Linked DNA regions of Homo sapiens: region 1 is linked to region 2. A link is a loop called in an ENCODE intact Hi-C map of the cell type or tissue named here. Cell type or tissue: heart right ventricle. All regions are shown on one strand. Each heading gives the region's core, and the rest is flanking DNA. Links, peaks and the distances in the headings are about the cores only.

Region 1 (9,174 bases), core at 1-8,000, 260 kb after region 2:
TGCAAATATTTATTCTACCACTGCTCCCACACAGAATCAGCCACCATGGCCAGTCCTCTCAGCTCTGGCTTTATCTCTAGTAGTTCCCCATTCCTTTCTGTACACACATGCTTTGGGAAGTATCAGAGAAAACCCACACCCCTGATGGTGTGCACACATAAATAACAAAACTTGGGGGCTTCAAGTTCTTGAAGTCTTCCAGCATCATAGCTGTTGGATCTCTGTTTAGGGGTTTATTTTAGGGCCTGTGTCTGGCTGACCCAGTCAAACCTTGAGATGTAATAAGGAAGGAGAGTGGGCTATGGGATAAAAGCTGAGGAGCCCATCCAGGACTCTTCCCCTCTCTTTTTCCATTTAGTTTCCAGATGAAACCTTGAGGAGCGGAGAGCTGCTGAACATGATCGTGGCTGTTATTGACTCTGCACAGGTGAACATTGAGCTCTGACCTCCCCAGAAGATCTGGGAGGCAGCATTAGGGACATAGGGCCTCTGCTCTCCCTCCAGGCCTGCAGACAGGGAGCCCATGCCTCCCAGGCACCCTCCCTCCTGGCTACAGTGGTGTGCGCTTTCAGCCATGGGGCCTGGGAAGGAAAAGTGGAACACAAGCAAGGCAGGCTGAGGTTAGGCCAATCCTGCCTGGAGTTCCCCTTATTCTCCATATTCTTTGGGCACTCCTGTTCCACAGCAAAAGCTGAGGGGGTTGTGATTTTAGCTCTCAACTGGCCTTTCCTTTGGCTCGGAATGAAAATGGTCAGACCATTTCTACTTGACCTTTTTACCATGCATAAGGTCCCCAAGAGGCTGTAGCTTTGCTCGGGTCCTTCTGAGGCCTGCACTGGGATCCCATTTCTCCTCCTCTCCACTTAGTTCTCATTCATAAAAGAGGAAGCTTAGCACCCAAGAATCCTCCTTCCTTTGTCTTTACCCTGCCCAACCTACATCCAGAGCCCAGCCTCTCAGGGTCCTTTCCTCCTCAGGCTTAGACCAAGGCTGTAACTATTTTTGCCCAAAATAGTCCTAAGGTTCCCACTCAGGCCTTACTTTATCAGCCCCTTCATCCTTCAGAGATGGCAGCATTCGTTGTGTGCCATCTCCTTCCCATTCCTTTAAACTGGGCCTTCACTTCCTCTAATTTTTTTTTTTCCCTTACGAGCCCTCCTGCGTCCCCCTCCATACTAGCTTCCTGGCCCCTTTCAGAGCTGATGGGTTCTGCCTCCTTCCTCCACCTCCTTAGCTCCAGGAGCTGGTCTGCCACGTGATGATGGGTAACCTGGTTATGTTTCGAAAAGACTCAGTTCTCAACATACTCAGTAAGTGATCAAATCTTTAGGTGCCTGGGAGAGGAGAGGAGGGCAGGGTGTCAGTCCTGTGTATTTTACACTATCAGGAAAGCTGGTTCTGGGGCTGGGAAGTTAAGGGGAGAGAATTGTACTCCACCCTGGTGCGGTCTGGGGCAGTATCTTTCTGGATCTGTCCTACCTCTGTAACATCCCTGCTTGGGGTGCTGGTAGTCAGTGGATTGGGGTGTGTGTGTGTGTGTGTGTGTGTGTGTGTGTGTGTGTGTGTGTGCTGGTAGTCAGTGGATGGGGGGGTGGGGGGGGTGTGTGTGTGTGTGTGTTCGTTTGTTCATTCTTGAGAGAGATGTTTCTTTTGTCTCTTCCAGTTCAGAGCCTAGACTGGGAGACCTTTGAGCAGTATTGTGCCTGGCAGCTCTTTCTGGCCCACAATATTCCCCTGGAGACCATAATCCCCATCCTGCAGCACCTCAAATACAAGGGTGAGTAGGCTTTTGGGTAGGGAGCACATCAGATATGACACTTCCTATACAGTTAGGGCAAGGCTGAGGCCTCTAGGCTTCTAGGATGAGCCCAGATCCATTGTCCTCCTTCCCACCAAAGTGCACAAGGGCAGGCTCTCTGTCAGCCACTTTTGTTCTTTAGGTGAGTCCTGTGGGCCCACCATGAGCCAGGCTCTGGGCTGGGGCTCAGGTGGCTCAGGGACTGATAGGAGTGGGGTAGGGGATTCTTCCTGGCTCCTCATCAAAGACTGTCCTTATTCCCTCCAGTGGCTGTTGGGGGATGAGAGAGGTCCCCAGATTCCATCCTGGAATCATACCTTCCCCCTGAACAGCCTCTGCCCTTCCCTCACAGAGCACCCAGAGGCCCTGTCCTGCCTACTGCTTCAACTCCGAAGAGAAAAGTGAGTTCCACTTCTGGGGCTCTTTAGCCCTCAATTTTAACATCCCAAGAGCTGCTGTGGTCTAAAGGGCTTCTGTCCTCCTCCTTATTGCCATATTTTTTCCTGTCGTTAACATCTGCTTATTCTGCCCTTCCCCCAACGTGACTTACAAATGAGCAGCTCCCCTGGGATCTGGGCTTCCTCTCGACTTTACCCCCCTGCCCACCAGGAGCTGCCCTCGGAGGTGGGGAGGTGGGGACCGGACATCCCTGTTTCCTGCTGCCACAGCAGTTCTAATCCCTGGTGGCTCCTGCTCCCCGCCGCGCCCCCCCCACCGCCCCATGCTCCTGCTGGCCACCGCACAGCTAATCCAAGAGGAGGGAGGGTCAGGGTAGAGGGGTCACGCACCATCCTCTCCCTCACCCTGTGCAGAGCAGAGCCAGCTGGACCTACTGTGCCTTGACAGGGTGGGGCAGAGAGGGAGAGGGTGGCAGCCCCCTCTTCCCGCAAAGCCCTTTAGCAACATCCCCCGATAAATGGGGCAGCAGCTGTGTATCTTATCCTTCCTACCTTTCTGCCTTCCTTCCACCCTTTCTGCTCTCTTGCCTGAGAGACTATAAATGGTACAGAGTGTCCTAGAGGAAGTGGGAAGCTTGGAGGCTGTATGGGGCTGTGACTTCACAACCCTCTCCTGCCCCCTTCCTCCAGCTGGAAGCCAGGTTGGCCCACAGCTTTAGCAGGGTAGGGGTAGGGGAGCATCTGCATGCCACATGCTTGTGCTTCTGCCTCCCAGGCCCACTCCCTGACTGTTCTAGGGGAGGAGGAGGAGAACTGAGGGTCCTCCTTCCCAACACACACACGCACACGCCTTCTCCTACCACAGCAAGTGAAGAATCTCACTTCTTCTCTCCTGGCTTCCACAGAGGATGAAACCAGGCATTCCTTGGCCTAAGGAGAAGAGGGAGAGGGATGTGAGAGTAGTGGGTGGGTGGGGAGGCCAGGGCTTGGGAAATAAGTGGGAGAGACCCAGCATGCCCTGCGGCCACTGTGCAAGCAGCACCCAGTGCCCCCTTCCTCCCCCAGGCCCAGCGAGGAGATGGTGAAGATGGTGCTGAGCCGGCCCTGCCATCCTGACGACCAGTTCACCACCAGCATCCTGCGGCACTGGTGCATGAAACATGACGAGCTGCTGGCCGAGCACATCAAGTCCCTGCTCATCAAGAACAACAGCCTGCCTCGCAAGAGACAGAGGTGGGACACGGTCCCTGTCTACCCTCCAGGCCATGGCGGTCTGCAGTGATTGCTGTCGGTGGTGGTGGTGGTGGTGGTGGTGGTGGTGATGGGGGTCAGTGCTGTCCCAGCCTGGTTTGTGGGCGACATCTAGTGGTCCGAAGCCACATGGCATGCGAGACCACCGTGGCCCTTTCTCCCCATCTTCCAGTGCCCCTGTGGCCAGGATCCCCTGTTCTAGGCACACCTTTCTCACCCAACCCCAGCCCTCCCAGGCTGCCTATCCTGTTCCCCATGTAGGCTGCCTCTGTCTTAAGGGGGCCCTGGCGGGTGGAGGGTGTCTCGCACTCTGGAACCCTCCCACACTCAGACTCTGGCTCTGGTGATTCCTGCACAGCCTGAGGAGCTCTAGCAGCAAGCTGGCCCAGCTGACTCTGGAGCAGATCCTGGAGCACTTGGACAATCTGCGGCTCAACCTGACCAACACCAAGCAGAACTGTATGCCTTCCACCCTCGGCGTCCAGTGTAGACGGTGCTGCCCTGGCCCAGACTATGCCTGGAGCCAGGCTGGGGGCAGGGGCAGGACACCCGGGGCCACAACCCACACTCGGGATAAAACAACCTGTGCGTGCTGTTTAATAAGCTCCCAGACATCTGATTGTTTTTCCTTCCCTGCTCTCCCTTTTCTTCCTCTAGTTTTTAGCCAGACGCCAATTCTCCAGGCGCTGCAGCATGTCCAAGCGAGCTGTGACGAAGCCCACAAGATGAAGTGAGGCTCCTGCCACTTTGGGCCTTGGAAAGTAGTAGGGGAAAAGCCTAAGGGAGAGGAAGCCTGCTAGGGACATAAACGTAATGGCCAGCAAGACCTTAGGGTCCAGGGTTGAAGAAAAAGAAGGCCTAGGCCTGGGGGCAGAGAAGAGGATGGGAGGTGCCGTAGGAGCAGCAGGCTCCCACTCAAAGAGCTACCGCTCCTTTTCCTTAGATTCAGTGATCTCTTCTCCCTGGCGGAGGAATATGAGGACTCTTCCACCAAGCCACCCAAGAGCCGGCGAAAAGCAGCTCTGTCCAGCCCTCGAAGTCGAAAGAATGCCACACAGCCCCCCAATGCCGAAGAAGAGTCGGGCTCCAGCAGTGCTTCAGTGAGAACCCAGCCAGTGCACAGGGGGAAAAGGAGCACTGGGTGCAGGTGGAGTCGGCGCCAGCAGCTGCCCAGGCTGTTAACTTCCCATTTCCCCTCCCATCTCTTCCAGGAAGAGGAAGACACGAAACCGAAGCCTACCAAGCGGAAACGAAAAGGGTCCTCTGCAGTGGGCTCTGACAGTGACTGAGGCCCTGCATTCCCCATCCCACCCCCGGCTGGACTGCCCTCTCCTTCTTGGTGATTCAAAGGTTAATAGAGGCTGAGGAGATTGCAGGGGAAACACCCTTGCTGCATCCCCAAGCTCCCCCGGTGGAAGGAGGAGCTTTCTCCTCTGGCTGAGTTTGAGAAGCTGCCATGCAGCCCCTAGCCCCTTCCCTCCTCCTGGGGCCTCCAGCCCCTCACACTGCTGTTCCCAGTGATATTTGGGATCTGACTGAAGCCAGAGGCTCTGTAAAATCAGACCATAGTGGAAGTCCTCAGCCCCCTGGCCCCTTCCGCAATCTCCTCCCCCAGTCTCCCAAAGAGCCATTTCAACAGAGAAGGGAAATGACAAAGGGGCAGCTGGCCAGATAAGCTAGGATGAGAGCAGAGACTCAGTGTGTGGGTGTCCCTTCCTGCTTCCCCTTCAGGTCTTGGTTTGTTCTGAAGGGACGTTTTATAGTCACTATCCACATGCCAGTGTGAAATGGGCATCTATGACGTGGTCAGGGTGTCCATTCCTAATCATGGGGCAGATGCCACAAGCATTCAGAAAGGAGTCTGAAAGGGTGGCCACAGCCCCACGTGGTGTGCCCTGGAGGCTTAGGTTGGTCTGAGGTTGGCACCTCAATCTACACCAGAGCCCAGGGAGTCCCAGAGGCAAGTTTCACAGAATTGTCAAATGATCCCATTTCCTTGAGTCTGTTTTTTTTTTTGTTTTTTTTTGTTTTTTTTTTGGCAGAGATAATCGTGTCTTAAAAGTTGTTTTTAAATGACAATAAAACAAGCCAGAATGTCTTTTGTGCTGGAGTGTCTGCTGGCATTTGCCCCGTGCATGTATAGCTTGGTCTTGATTTGATTGGCACCCCTACTTGTAACCGCAGAACATCCCCCTTTCCCTTCCTGTTCTGCCCCCACTTTTGTCTAGAGCAGAAGGGACTTGGCTTTGGCCACTACCCATCCTTCCTGCTGCCACTGGAGGTGGGAGCCAGGCACTGATCTGTCTATGCAGAACCATCCCCCGTAGGATGAGGCCTGTCCTTACTCATTTCTCAAGAAACAAGATGCTTCCAAAAGGTCTGTCATCCTCCAGTTGAAGTCTGTGTGCCTACCAAGAATGGCCGGAGGACTCGCTGCTTGACGGGAGGGATGCTCCAGCTTGGTCTCCAGGGACAACTGTACCTGGAGATAAAGTCTGGATACCAGGGAGGGACAGAGATGCTCTTCCTTCCACAGTGTGGCCACTTGCTGGGCCATGTGAACCAGCAGAGGAGAGTTCCTTGGCTATGCTGTTGTTCCCCCGCTGTCCAGGGAGAATGGAGGTGGACTGAGGAGTGAAGTTTGGGCGAACTGCACAGAGCTGCTCCTCTTCACCCCGAAAATTTGTCTTTTTACAGAATCCAGGTTCTCCCCTCCCTCATCACTGCTGTTGCTTCCTTTGAAAGTCTAAACCACTGGAGGCTTCTTTTTCCTTCCTCTCTCCTTCCCCAGTTTCCTCTGTCCCAATTAAAACCAGGATGGAGAGCATTTGCTGGCTGGCCCCAATTATTGTACCCTTGCCCAAAGGGAGGGGCCTCTGTCGTGACCCCTCAGAAATCTGGCAGTCTGGGTTTCCACCTTTCCCCTATTTAACTCTCAGCCCCCACCCATCCCCTGGGGTTGCGGCTGGCAGGCCGGGACTTGCAGAACCAAATGGGCCAGGGGCCAAGTTCATTCTTTTGGGAGAGAGCAATGGTACCTTCCCTTAACGGGAAAACGAGAAATATTGAGGGGAAGATGGACTGCGATCCAAACGCCCTGGCTCTCAGGCCTGGACTCTAGGGCTTAGCCAGATGCCTAAACCGCCCAAGCCGAGAAACAACTTAGAAGACAGACATAACCCTGGGATTCAGGGAAGGCGCGAGCACCGCCCAGGACCTGGTAGGGTGCGAGCCGCGAGCAGTCCGGGAGGGAGCGCGCCTAGGGCGGAGCGTAGGCTGTGGGGGGAGGGCTGGGAGTCCGGGGCCGCCCCACACCCGCACTCCTCCCGGGTTTCTGCTCTCCGCCCGTGTGGAGTGGTGGGGGCCTGGGTGGGAATGGGCGTGTGCCAGCGCACGCGCGCTCCCTGGAAGGAGAAGTCTCAGCTAGAACGAGCGGCCCTAGGTTTTCGGAAGGGAGGATCAGGGATGTTTGCGAGCGGCTGGAACCAGACGGTGCCGATAGAGGAAGCGGGCTCCATGGCTGCCCTCCTGCTGCTGCCCCTGCTGCTGTTGCTACCGCTGCTGCTGCTGAAGCTACACCTCTGGCCGCAGTTGCGCTGGCTTCCGGCGGACTTGGCCTTTGCGGTGCGAGCTCTGTGCTGCAAAAGGGCTCTTCGAGCTCGCGCCCTGGCCGCGGCTGCCGCCGACCCGGAAGGTCCCGAGGGGGGCTGCAGCCTGGCCTGGCGCCTCGCGGAACTGGCCCAGCAGCGCGCCGCGCACACCTTTCTCATTCACGGCTCGCGGCGCTTTAGCTACTCAGAGGCGGAGCGCGAGAGTAACAGGGCTGCACGCGCCTTCCTACGTGCGCTAGGCTGGGACTGGGGACCCGACGGCGGCGACAGCGGCGAGGGGAGCGCTGGAGAAGGCGAGCGGGCAGCGCCGGGAGCCGGAGATGCAGCGGCCGGAAGCGGCGCGGAGTTTGCCGGAGGGGACGGTGCCGCCAGAGGTGGAGGAGCCGCCGCCCCTCTGTCACCTGGAGCAACTGTGGCGCTGCTCCTCCCCGCTGGCCCAGAGTTTCTGTGGCTCTGGTTCGGGCTGGCCAAGGCCGGCCTGCGCACTGCCTTTGTGCCCACCGCCCTGCGCCGGGGCCCCCTGCTGCACTGCCTCCGCAGCTGCGGCGCGCGCGCGCTGGTGCTGGCGCCAGGTAAGGCTGGAGCTCCGAACTGACTAAGGCGGGGCCAGCCACAGAAGGGGGCGTGTCGGAGACCACAGAAAGGCTTGGTCTCATCCCTGGGCCTGGGAAGAAGCCGACTATCCCTTGGGGTTCGAAAGTGGGTGGAGATAGGAGTCTCCGGGTTTGAGAAGGGATGAGGCTGAATCTTTGGTGCCCCAAGGATCCCCAAGGAGTCGAGTTCCAGGCCTCAGACCCAAGATGGAATGTCCATACCCTTCACCCTCATCCAAGAGCAGTGTGGGCTGGGATAGGGAGGGGACATGGGTCATAGGCTCTTCTAGGTAGAGCCAGGGCCCCGGCGTTGTGCTTTCCCACCCTTCTAGAGTTTCTGGAGTCCCTGGAGCCGGACCTGCCCGCCCTGAGAGCCATGGGGCTCCACCTGTGGGCTGCAGGCCCAGGAACCCACCCTGCTGGAATTAGCGATTTGCTGGCTGAAGTGTCCGCTGAAGTGGATGGGCCAGTGCCAGGATACCTCTCTTCCCCCCAGAGCATAACAGACACGTGCCTGTACATCTTCACCTCTGGCACCACGGGTGAGGGCCGGGCACCATACTTAGCTCCCCGAAACCAAGGCAGAGGAAGGCAGGGGTCTGCTCCCAGACCACTCCTTCAAAGCCCCCAGAGAGGATGCTGATTTCATTGGCACATCCTTTTTCTCCCCATCATTTCACTCCCCAGTCTCCTCACCTCCTACTCATTTCTCCACCTCCCCCAGACCACCCATATTTCCAGGACAGCCTGGTCTCGGTCCTCAGCTTCTGTCCTGCCTCCGCCTCTTTCTGTGGGAAACCCAGCGGGGGTGCAAACAGATAGGTAGAGCTTGGAGTTTGCCCTTCCCCTGATCGTCCCATAACTGCCACCCCACAGGCCTCCCCAAGGCTGCTCGGATCAGTCATCTGAAGATCCTGCAATGCCAGGGCTTCTATCAGCTGTGTGGTGTCCACCAGGAAGATGTGATCTACCTCGCCCTCCCACTCTACCACATGTCCGGTTCCCTGCTGGGCATCGTGGGCTGCATGGGCATTGGTCAGTCTCCCCAACCCCACCTTCATTAATTCATCCAGTAGACATTTATTAAGCACGTACTATGGTGTGAGTCCTCCAGGGTAGATAATCTAGAGGACGGATGGGGCAGAGCCCTACTCACCAGGAGCTCTGTACAATAGGGCAATGTCACCTGCCTAGACCTACAGACTGAGGAACGGTGAGGGGGGCCATACAGCCACATAACTCCAGGCTGCAGGGTCAAAGGCAGGGAAGGACTGTGTCAGTCCAGGAACAGGCAAGTAAGAGAAGAGGGAGAGAGAGACAAGGAAGTGAGAGTGTGGAGGATGAGATCTTTGGGGCTGGGAAGTAGGGAAAGGGCATTCACCTCTTCTAAGGCTGGGGACAGGGGCCGGGGGAGGGGAAAGAGGGCCAGCACGGCTTCCTGACGGTGTGACTCCCACAGTGGGCCCTTCCCAGGGAAAGACTACAGTGATGGCTGGGGTCTGGAAAGAGGGGCTTGGGCTCCC
Region 2 (9,253 bases), core at 558-8,557:
CCAAAGGAGAGAGGACATTCTTTCCCTCACATCCTTCCCCCAGGAAGAGGCCATGATTGGCCCAATTTAGTGTAGTGCCCACCTCTTCAATAATCATTGTGGCCAGAGTGACATCATCACAAGAGCTAGATTTGAGGCTTGGAAAAAAGAGCCCTCTGATGGGTCATTTGTGTAAAGTTGGTACTTGTTGCAAAAGACCCAGAGAATGCCATTTCCTCAGAACATTCCAGAGGATGTCAGCCTGGGGGCTGTTTGCTGAACAGGCCCCCAAGTTTCCCCTCACGTTCTCAACTTTGTCTTATTGAAATTCCAGCATACCTACCTGACATGGTGTATTAGTCCGTTTTCATGCTGCTGACAAAGACATACCCAAGACTGGGAAGAAAAAGAGGTTTAATTGGACTTACAGTTCCACATGGCTGGGGAGGCCTCAGAATCATGGTAGGAGGCCAAAGGCACTTCTTACATGGCAGCAGCAAGAGAAAAATGAGGAAGAAACAAAAGTGGAAACCCCTAATAAATCTATCAGATCTCGTGAGACTTATTCACTATCATGAGAATAGCATGGGAAAGACCGGCCCCCACGATTCAATTACCTCCCCCTGGGTCCCTCCCACAACACATGGGAATTCTGGGAGATACAATTCAAGTTGAGATTTGGGTGGGTGCACAGTCAAACCATATCACATGGTCTCTAAACTGTCTTTAGGAAACCATATCACCTGGATCCAACCTCTGGGTTCCAAATTCAATTTCTTCTCAGCTACAAAATCCTTCTTGCTACATCACCCCTGTACGCACAGCCACATGGCACCCAGGTCCACATGGGCAGTGAGCCACCACCTCTCATCTGCTTCCTCTGTCACAGGACTACAAGGGGCTGAGCAAGGTAGGCATGGTCAGGGTGCCAGGCATCAAGGGACAGGGCTATCGGATCAGCCGGGCCTGTGCTGTGACAGGTAGGAGTGAGGCAGTATGATTGGGAGCACCACCAGCACCACTAAAAATGGGGAGAGAAAGTTCCGCTAGGAATGGGGTTATCAGAAATGGGAAGAGACGGTGGTCAGACCTGTGTGGGTGAAAATGAATGCAGGAATGACACCAAAGACCGGCTAGCTTCCACAGCCCTTTGCAGGATGCTCTGAACTTGCTGAGCCCTTTCACACCCGCCACCTGGTCCCTGTTGACCCACCAGCTGTATGCAGCTGACTATCTTCACCAGCTCCTTGAACAAGAATTTCCATTTCCAAGGCCAGGGTGGGGGAGGCTGCAACATTTTTTGCCAGAGAATCCAAAGAGCACATGAGTCAGCTGCCTGGGTCAAGGCCCAGATCCCTGTGGCGGGTCAGCCAGAGAGCAGGAGCTGGCCCTGAAGAGGGGAAGGGGGAAGAAAGAAACCCAGAGGGCTCAGAGAGCACAGGACCCTGCCCACGTGGGCCACTCTGCAGAGGCCAGGCCCAAGGCTGAGTTGGGCCTCCCACACAGACATGGAATGAGAAGGCTGTCAGTGCAGGACAGGGTGAGGACACACTCAGCGGGCACGGCTTTCTCCCCTAACAGCCACTCCACCCAGGGGCCAGAAACTGACTTCACCTCTGCACTGAATTCCTCCCCCCATGTCTCCCTCCTCCCACCCATCTTCCTCCTGGTGCTTCCAGCAGAGCCAAGAAGGCTTCGCCCCACCTACTCCCCTCCTGCTGACACGGACCCCCCACACACACACCCAAGGAACAGGAATACCAAAAATGATACTACCAGAGTGAAGCGTGTCCTGCAGACATTATCTCTTTAATCCTAACTATAATAGTCCCTATTTCAGAGATGAGGCAAATGTGAGAGAACAAGTAACTTTCCCAAGAACACACAACCAAGAAAAAAGAAAGCCAAGATTCAAGTGCAAGTCTGCCTGGGGGTCTGGAGCCGGCTCCCCTGCTGCCCCCTGCCATCCCTCCCTTCCACTCCCACAGCCCCATTTTCCACCCAGAAGCCCTCCTGGAAGCAACCCTCACCCCCGGGCCCCGTTATTCTAAGTCCAGTTGTTCACAATTCATTCTACAAGCCCTCATGTAATGGAATGCTAAAATAGAACTTTGTCACCAGCTCCTTTTTTATGTTGGTCTCAAAGCTGGGGACAAAGGGCATTAAGTTTCTATATATTCTTAAGAGAGGCTTTTGACCATCTATGGAGAAATTTCTAGGTGGGAGGTGAACCAAAAACACAGTTCAGTGACTTTATCTACCCCTCACCTCAAGGAAGGGAAAGGCTGGGGACTGCTCAGAGAGGGCGGGGTGAGGGCGCCACGTGCTGCCCGTCCTCACCTCCACGAAGGAGGGCAAGTTTCCTCCTTCCCCCTTCAACCAAGTGAGAGGAGCTGTAAGAGAACCCCTCAGAGAGCGTGAGCTGTGTCCTGTAGAATTGGGGGATACAGGAAATTCTTCCTGACTCACACCTATAAAAGTCCAAAGGCAAGAGGCTGCCTGCCCCAAAGCAGATGAGGAGGGGTGTCTGTGAGAGGCCTGAGGCTGAAGCCGATTGATGTTGGAGCAATGCTGGGGTCCTGTGGCCAGACAGGGATCCCCACAAAGGGAGCCTGCCTACAGGACAGGGCCACCCCGCAAGGAGTCTGTGTGGAGACTTCTCCTGGAAGCCAGGGGCAGGGGCCGGGAGGCCACCTGAAGAAGGCAGCAGCTACATCAGGAGATCATGAGCTGGGGAGCCCACCCCAGGGGTCAGCGTTCAAGCATCCACCACCCAAGGAGGCCACCAAGGCCAGATTGTAAACACGCCAGTGAGAAGACCTTTGTGAGCACTGCCTCTCCTCCTGCTTCCCCCACTTACAAGAGCCAGAGGACACATGGTGTGGGGAAGGAGAGCTGAAAGGACAGAGGGGAGACAGTGAAGAAGCTACCCACATGCCCTTCCCCGCTGCAGGGCAAAAGCCAGTCCAGGCAAGAGAGGGCCTTTGAGAAGACGAGATTGAACTTCAGGCCGGACTTTTCACAGCCTGAAAATTGAGGCCTGGCCCTGCGCGGTGGCTCACGCCTGTAATCCCAGCACTTTGGGAGGCAGAGGGGGTTGGATCACGAGGTCAGAAGATCGAGACCATCCTGGCTAACACAGTGAAACCCCATCTCTACTGAAAATACAAAAAAGAAAAAATGAGCCAGGTATGGTGGCACGCGCCTGTAGTCCCAGCTACTCGGGAGGCTAAGGCACGAGAATCACTTGAACTCGGGAGGCAGAGGTTGCAGTGAGCCAAGATCGTGCCACTGCACTCCAGCCTGGGCGACAGAGTAAGACTCTGTCTCAAAAAAAAAGAAAAGAAAAGAAAAAGAAAAGAAAATTGAGGCCTAAGATTGACTAGAAAGGCTATGGGACCTGTCAAGATTGCATCCAGGAATAAAAAAAAATAAGAATGTGAGTTTATTGGCATGCATTTGAAGAGAATTGAGTTTTGTTTCCAATTGCACATCACCATGTCCTGGGCACTCAACAAGCCGGTAGTGATTAGTAAGCACCTGCTGTCCTCCAGGCATGGAGCTGGGTGTGAGGGACATAGCAGCGAATCAGCACCCTGGCTTCCTCATCAGGACTGAGCCCTCATTGCCTTCCTGAGATCATGACTGGTGGACACCCTCTGCCCAGCACCTGCAGTCTGAGACCTGTCTGTTGGGCCTGATCTCAAGTATTCGATCCACCTCCTTGCCTCAGAGCTGAACTCATCTTCCAAGATTTGTGTGGGTCAGAATACAACGTAAAAACACCTTGCACAGGAACTCTCTCCCCTGCCCTTATTCCACAACCCTCCACAATGTGAAAGTATGTTCATCCATCCCGCAAAGATTTACTGAGTACCCACCATGTGGCAGGTCCTGTGCTAAATGAAGACGAGGGTGGCACGGTCCCTCACACTGAAGAGCCTTTGGTCTAGATAACAGGAGTGGGGGGAGTAGAAGAAAGGCGAAGTGGAGGGGGACAGGCTTGTACACTGATCCTTTCACTAGGGTGTGCTAAGGGCAACTGTAGAGGACTATATTGGGTACAATAGGAGAGAAGAACAGGGACCTGAGATGTCACCAAGGAGGTCCCATTTGAGCTAGGTATGGAAGGCTGGGGGTGGAGGAGGATACAAAGAGACAGAATAAATTGCATGAACAGATCATGGAGGTGCAAAAGGGCATGGCAAGATCAGGAGACCAGGCAAGTGTCTGGCATGTGTGCCATGCTCCCTCTTTCTGCCAGCAGGGGGTGTCCTTAGCAAACCGCAGGGAGGCCGGTGCATTTGGCGCCATAGAAATGGGGCTAGTGGATGTTTTATCCCCACTTTGGTGCTTGGCAAACACCACTCACCACAATAATCAGTATTTCTACACAAAGGAAGCATATCCCCCTATTAATACAACTTCAACATCCTCTTTGTAAAATATTAATACTGGCTTTATTATGCTATGGTGCATTTTGTTTGTTTCCACTTTAATCTTTCAAACATCATAATCTGTTATTCCTCTGCCTGAGCCATCAGGCCAAATAACACCTTGCACTCACACGTTGTTATAACCCCAAACTTCTCTACACATAACTGAAGCAAAGGTTTCTTTTGTCTCTAAAAATATCTCTGCCCAAGGCACAGATCCAGGCCTAGGGAAGGGGGCAAATTGATGAAAAAATAAACAGAAGAAAAGACTGAGGCAAAATTGAGGAGGGCCTTGGGTGCAAGCCTGAGGAGTTAGATCTTGTTCTATGGGCATTATAGGAAGTCAATATAGGATTTTAAGCTACAGATCAGTTTTATTAGCAAAAAAGGCAAATGTTTTCTTTTTGTTGTTTTTGTTGTTTGGTTGATTGGTGCTATTTGAGAGTGAGTCTCACTCTGTCGCCCAGGCTGGAGTGCAATGGTGCAATCTTGGCTCACTGCAACCTCCACCTCCCAGGTTCAAGCAATTCTCCCACCTCAGCCTCCAGAGTAGCTGGGATTACCGGCATGCATCACTACACCCGGCTAATTTTTGTATTTTTAGAAGAGACAGGGTTTTGCCATGTTGGCCAGGCTGGTCTCGAACTCCCGACCTCAAGTGATCCACCCTCTTCAGCCTCCCAAAGTGCTGGGATTACACATGTGAACCACCGCACCCAGCCCAAAGAGCCAAATGTAACAGCAATGTGGAAGACAAATTGGGAATGAGAAGTCTAGCTCAGTCTTTTCCTTACAGGGCAGGGCTGCCCATCACTGGGACAATGTGACTTGAGATTTGACCCTAAAGAAGAGCAGAGGGGTCTGGCTTCTGCTCCAGCCAGCTGTTGTTCAAACATCTGGCCATCAGTTTCTCCCTTGGCAATCCCAGCACTCTGCTAGACCCCTCAGGCCTCTCCGCAGGCAAGACCACGACGATTGGAGACTGGGTGGTCAACAGGGGGAGCCAAAGGACCGGTAGTGGCAGCCCAAGGCTGGCCCGGTCTCCTGCCACGTGGAGGAAAAGGTAGATGCCAGTGTCCAGGGCCCGGGGCAGCCTGACCCTGTGGGCTCCCTCATTCCCAGGCCCAAGCCCTGACCTCAAATGGGAGAACCAAAAAAAAAGGTGGGGGGAAAGTCTCATTTTTATTCCCAAATTTGAGGCAGGAGGCTGGGGAGATTGACACCCACACTCCCAGATTTTTTTTTTTAAGGTTCTCAGTTTCTTGGAAAGTTTTTTTGTCTGTTTGTTGTTGTTTGAGGCAGAGTCTAGCTTTGTATTTTTTTAATGGTGCTTTTTGATTAACACAAATTTTTCATTTAAATGCAGTAAAGCGTTTTCTGGGCTATGTTCTTTTTCTTCTTGCTTAAGGAAACCTTCACCACCCCCAAGGTCATAACGATCTTTTTCTATATTTTCTTCCAAACATTTTAAAGTTGTTTCTTGTTTGTTTTGTTTGTTTTGTCTTGTTTTGTTTTGTTTTTTAGAAACAGGGTATCACTCTGTCACCCAGGCTGGAGTGCAGTCTCATGAACATGGCTCACTGCAACCTCGACCTCTGGGACTCAAGTCATCCTCTCACCTCAGCCTCCTGAGTTGCTGGGACCACAGAAGCAACCTCACCAGGCTAATTTTTTTTTTATTTTTTGTAGAGACAAAGTCTCACTATATTGCCCAAGCTGGTCTCAAACTCCTGGGCCCAAGTGATCCTCCCGCCTCAGCCTCCCAAAGTACTAGGATTCCAGGTGTGAGCCACAGTGCCTGGCCTCTGAGAGAGTTGTTACTCACCAAATTCAACAGTTTCCTGATCATTCATTGCATATGGTAGATTTGTATTTTCCTAAACTAACACTGTGGCTCTGAGCTGCACACAAAGGGCACCAGTCAAAACATAAAACATAGTCCAGCGCTGAGCTCCAGCCACAGAACAATCTGTAATAACTCACACTCTTAATAACTTCACAGCTAAAAGCGGTATTTATTAACGTATTTGCACAAGCAATCTGTAACTAGGGGGAGGAAAGGATACCCAGGATGTCAAGAAGTAAGGGACATTAGCAAAAGTTGAACATCAGCAGGAAGGATCTGTGTGTTGTCATCAAAATGGTAATTATGCCTTCATAGGAAAATTTGGTAGGAAAATAGTAATGCCTGTTTTTGGGGGAAAGGGAGGTGTGCACTAAAAGGAGTTTGGACCCATTCCTGGGAGTGGTTTCCTCAGGACAGACTATTAGTAAGTCTCTTCCCTCACCTAAGAGACTAAGAGCAGGCACATGGGGCTTTTTGCTTGGCTGGAGATTTGAAATTTTTGTGTTTTATTTGATGTTTTGCAGTGTTTTTCTAATTTTTTTCAAAATATATTAAATACACAGTTCCAGTGTTTTTTAATGCAATAAATTCTGAAAACATTTACATATAAAACAGGTATTCACCCCAGTATTTTATTAATGCAGGAAACAAATACCAAGATACAGGTATTGACATTTTGCTCCCATAAAACAACCGCTAAGAATGAGCCCTCCTAATCTCAACGTTTTTCTGTTGCTACAAGGTTTTCTGTGTGTTTACTCTCCACTTTTATTTGAGATTCAGAGGGTACATGTGCAGTTTTGTTACAAGGGTATATTGTGTGATGCTGATATTTGGAGTATGCTAACTGTCCTATCACCCAGGTAGTGAGCAACCACTGAAGTTAACCAACTTTAACCAAAACAGCATGGTGCTTGTGCAAAAACAGACACATACACCAATGTTGCTATAATCAAAGCTGCAGTTAGGACAGGGCTTCTGGAGTGGAGGGATGAAAGCAGCGGGGTCGGAAGTGGGTGTATCCTGGGGGAGCCAGGAAAGTACAGAAGGAAAGGGGAGTCTGCAGTGGAGGACATGGGACAAGCCAGACTTGGAGAATTGCCAGAGCATGGCATTTGTTGTCGGGTGTGCTGGCAACAGGGCAAGAGCAAGAGAAGGAACCAAGGCCTTGGTGGGTTCCCAGGAGACAGGGTAGAACTAGGCCTCATGGCTGACCCCTCAGCCTTCTCACCATCAGGACCTGAGGTCCCAGCTGGTCCCTGCTCAGGGCTTCCTGTGAATAGAAACTTCCTTCTCTGCTCCAAGCACCCACCAGCTGCCAGCCCAGTGAGCAGTGCCATCCAGTGGCAGTCAACACCCTAATACAGACAACACGTGCACACTAGGAGAAGTTTTCCATTGCATCCCTAGGATAACTATACAACCAAAGGGCACCCCGGACACCTAGTGGGGTGGTGGAGAGGACCTGCCTCTGATGCATATGGTGGAAGGGGCAGATTCATGCCATTGGGTCAAACAAAAGCAGTAGAATGACAAACGGTACACTCTCCATGAGTATAACAATGCAAAAGCCAGACACAGGGAAGATAACATGAAAACCCAACTGGAAATCACTGTTAGGATGGTAGAATTTTGAATTTTTTGTGTTTTTATTTTTGTATCTGTCATGGCGTCTTTTCAAATTTTCTAAGTTTATTGCCCCACGCAATAGACTTCCCTTCTCTCAAGAAAGGCCAAGCTGACTGCCCACCATAGAGGGCAAATCTGCTTGCACCCCAACCACCAGCCCCTTGTCCAGGAACACTCACATCCTCCCCAGGCGGCAGGCTTCACCGGGCGCCTTTCACTCCATGCCCGCCCTCCCAAACCCCATCCAGCTCCATCACTTCTCCCTCTGCCCAGATCCTCCTAGAAGTGTCCCAGGCAGCCTCTCCCCCTGACTGTTCCCTCGTCCCCAGGTGTTCAAGATGAACAGATGGTCCAAGGAGCAATGGATTCATTTCTCCACTATGCTGGGCTCAGCCGGCTCGACTCTATTGTTTTTCTTATTGTTTTCTTCAAAATAATAACCACACAGGGTGACAAACTGAATTTTACATTCTCTTGTTCCACCCCTCCCTACCCACAGTCCCTGTGGCAAATTTTTTTTCTTTTTTTTCCATTGTTGAGGTCAGGTTTTAGGATACCACAGTGACAAGACTGACGGGGCCCTGCCCTTGCAAAGTCCACAGTCTAGATGGAATCTTTGTTGTTTTGTTGGTTTTTTGGTTTTGGGGGTTTTGTTTGTTTGTTTTTGTTTTTGTTTTGAGACAGGGTCTCTCTGTCACCCCGGCTGGAGTGCAGTGGTGCAATCACGACTCACTGCAGTCCCTAACTTGTGGGCCAAGCAATCTTCCCACCTCAGCCTCTGGAGTAGCTGGGACCACAGTTGCGTGCCACCACACCCAGCTAATATTTTTTATTTTTTGTAGAGGCGGGATCTTACTATGTTCCCTAGGCTGATCTTGAACTCCTGGGCTCAAGCAATCCTCCCAACTCAGCCTCCCAAAGTGCTGAGATTTACAGGTGTGAGTCACCAAGCCCAGCCAGTGTATCTTCACTTAAAGATGACAAAATTAAGGATCAGAGTGGTTAAGTAGCTTGCCCATGGTCATGTCTCTAGCAATGGCACAGGGAGGATTTGAACCTGATTCCACCTTATTCCAAAATCTGAGCTCTAACCAGTATGCTCTACTGCACCCCTACTACTGAGCCTGTGTGGATCACTGTGTCAGGGGAGGTTCCCATGCAGTCAGACAGGTTCACGTGAAGACAGACAGGTAAACAGGTGGTTATGATCAGGTGCTGTTGTAGAAGTATGACAACATGGCCGGGCGCGGTGGCTCACGCCTGTAATCCCAGCACTTTGGGAGGCCGAGGCGGGCAGATCACGAGGTCAAGAGATGGAGACCATCCTGGCTAACAAGGTGAAACCCCGTCTCTACTAAAAATA

What was found. A loop is a pair of places that touch in the nucleus more often than their neighbours do. Peaks named below come from ENCODE experiments on the same cell type or tissue, not always from the same donor. Only the 100,000 strongest peaks of a DNase experiment are listed, where the experiment ranks them.
Region 1: a loop joins it to region 2, with 6 times the contacts of the local background. A loop is called at or near these places in 18 of 110 quality-filtered maps.

The regions. Positions count from the first base shown.
Region 1 is chr1:153,768,535-153,777,708 of GRCh38, forward strand. It overlaps INTS3 (integrator complex subunit 3), which reads left to right. Exons shown (of 30, transcript NM_023015.5): 22 at 359-427; 23 at 1,235-1,310; 24 at 1,664-1,777; 25 at 2,151-2,199; 26 at 3,262-3,429; 27 at 3,806-3,906; 28 at 4,105-4,177; 29 at 4,391-4,547; 30 at 4,659-6,274. The coding sequence ends at 4,736. SLC27A3 (solute carrier family 27 member 3) reads left to right here and starts at 6,873. Exons shown (of 10, transcript NM_024330.4): 1 at 6,873-7,630; 2 at 7,984-8,193; 3 at 8,528-8,686. The coding sequence starts at 6,964. RefSeq lists an enhancer at 7,274-7,940 and a silencer at 7,309-7,500. In heart right ventricle, for the core only: a CTCF peak has its summit at 3,578 (motif pointing left); DNase peaks (open chromatin) are centred at 2,467, 5,112, 6,847 and 7,677; H3K4me3 peaks cover 2,286 bases; H3K27ac peaks cover 8,000 bases.
Region 2 is chr1:153,505,684-153,514,936 of GRCh38, forward strand. No RefSeq gene overlaps it. Among named protein-coding and RNA genes, the nearest start is that of S100A6, 26 kb to the right of the region's middle. RefSeq lists an enhancer at 4,111-4,160. In heart right ventricle, for the core only: CTCF peaks have their summits at 4,236 (motif pointing right), 5,418 (motif pointing right) and 7,618 (motif pointing left); DNase peaks (open chromatin) are centred at 928, 1,268, 5,418, 7,507 and 1 weaker place; H3K27ac peaks cover 1,839 bases.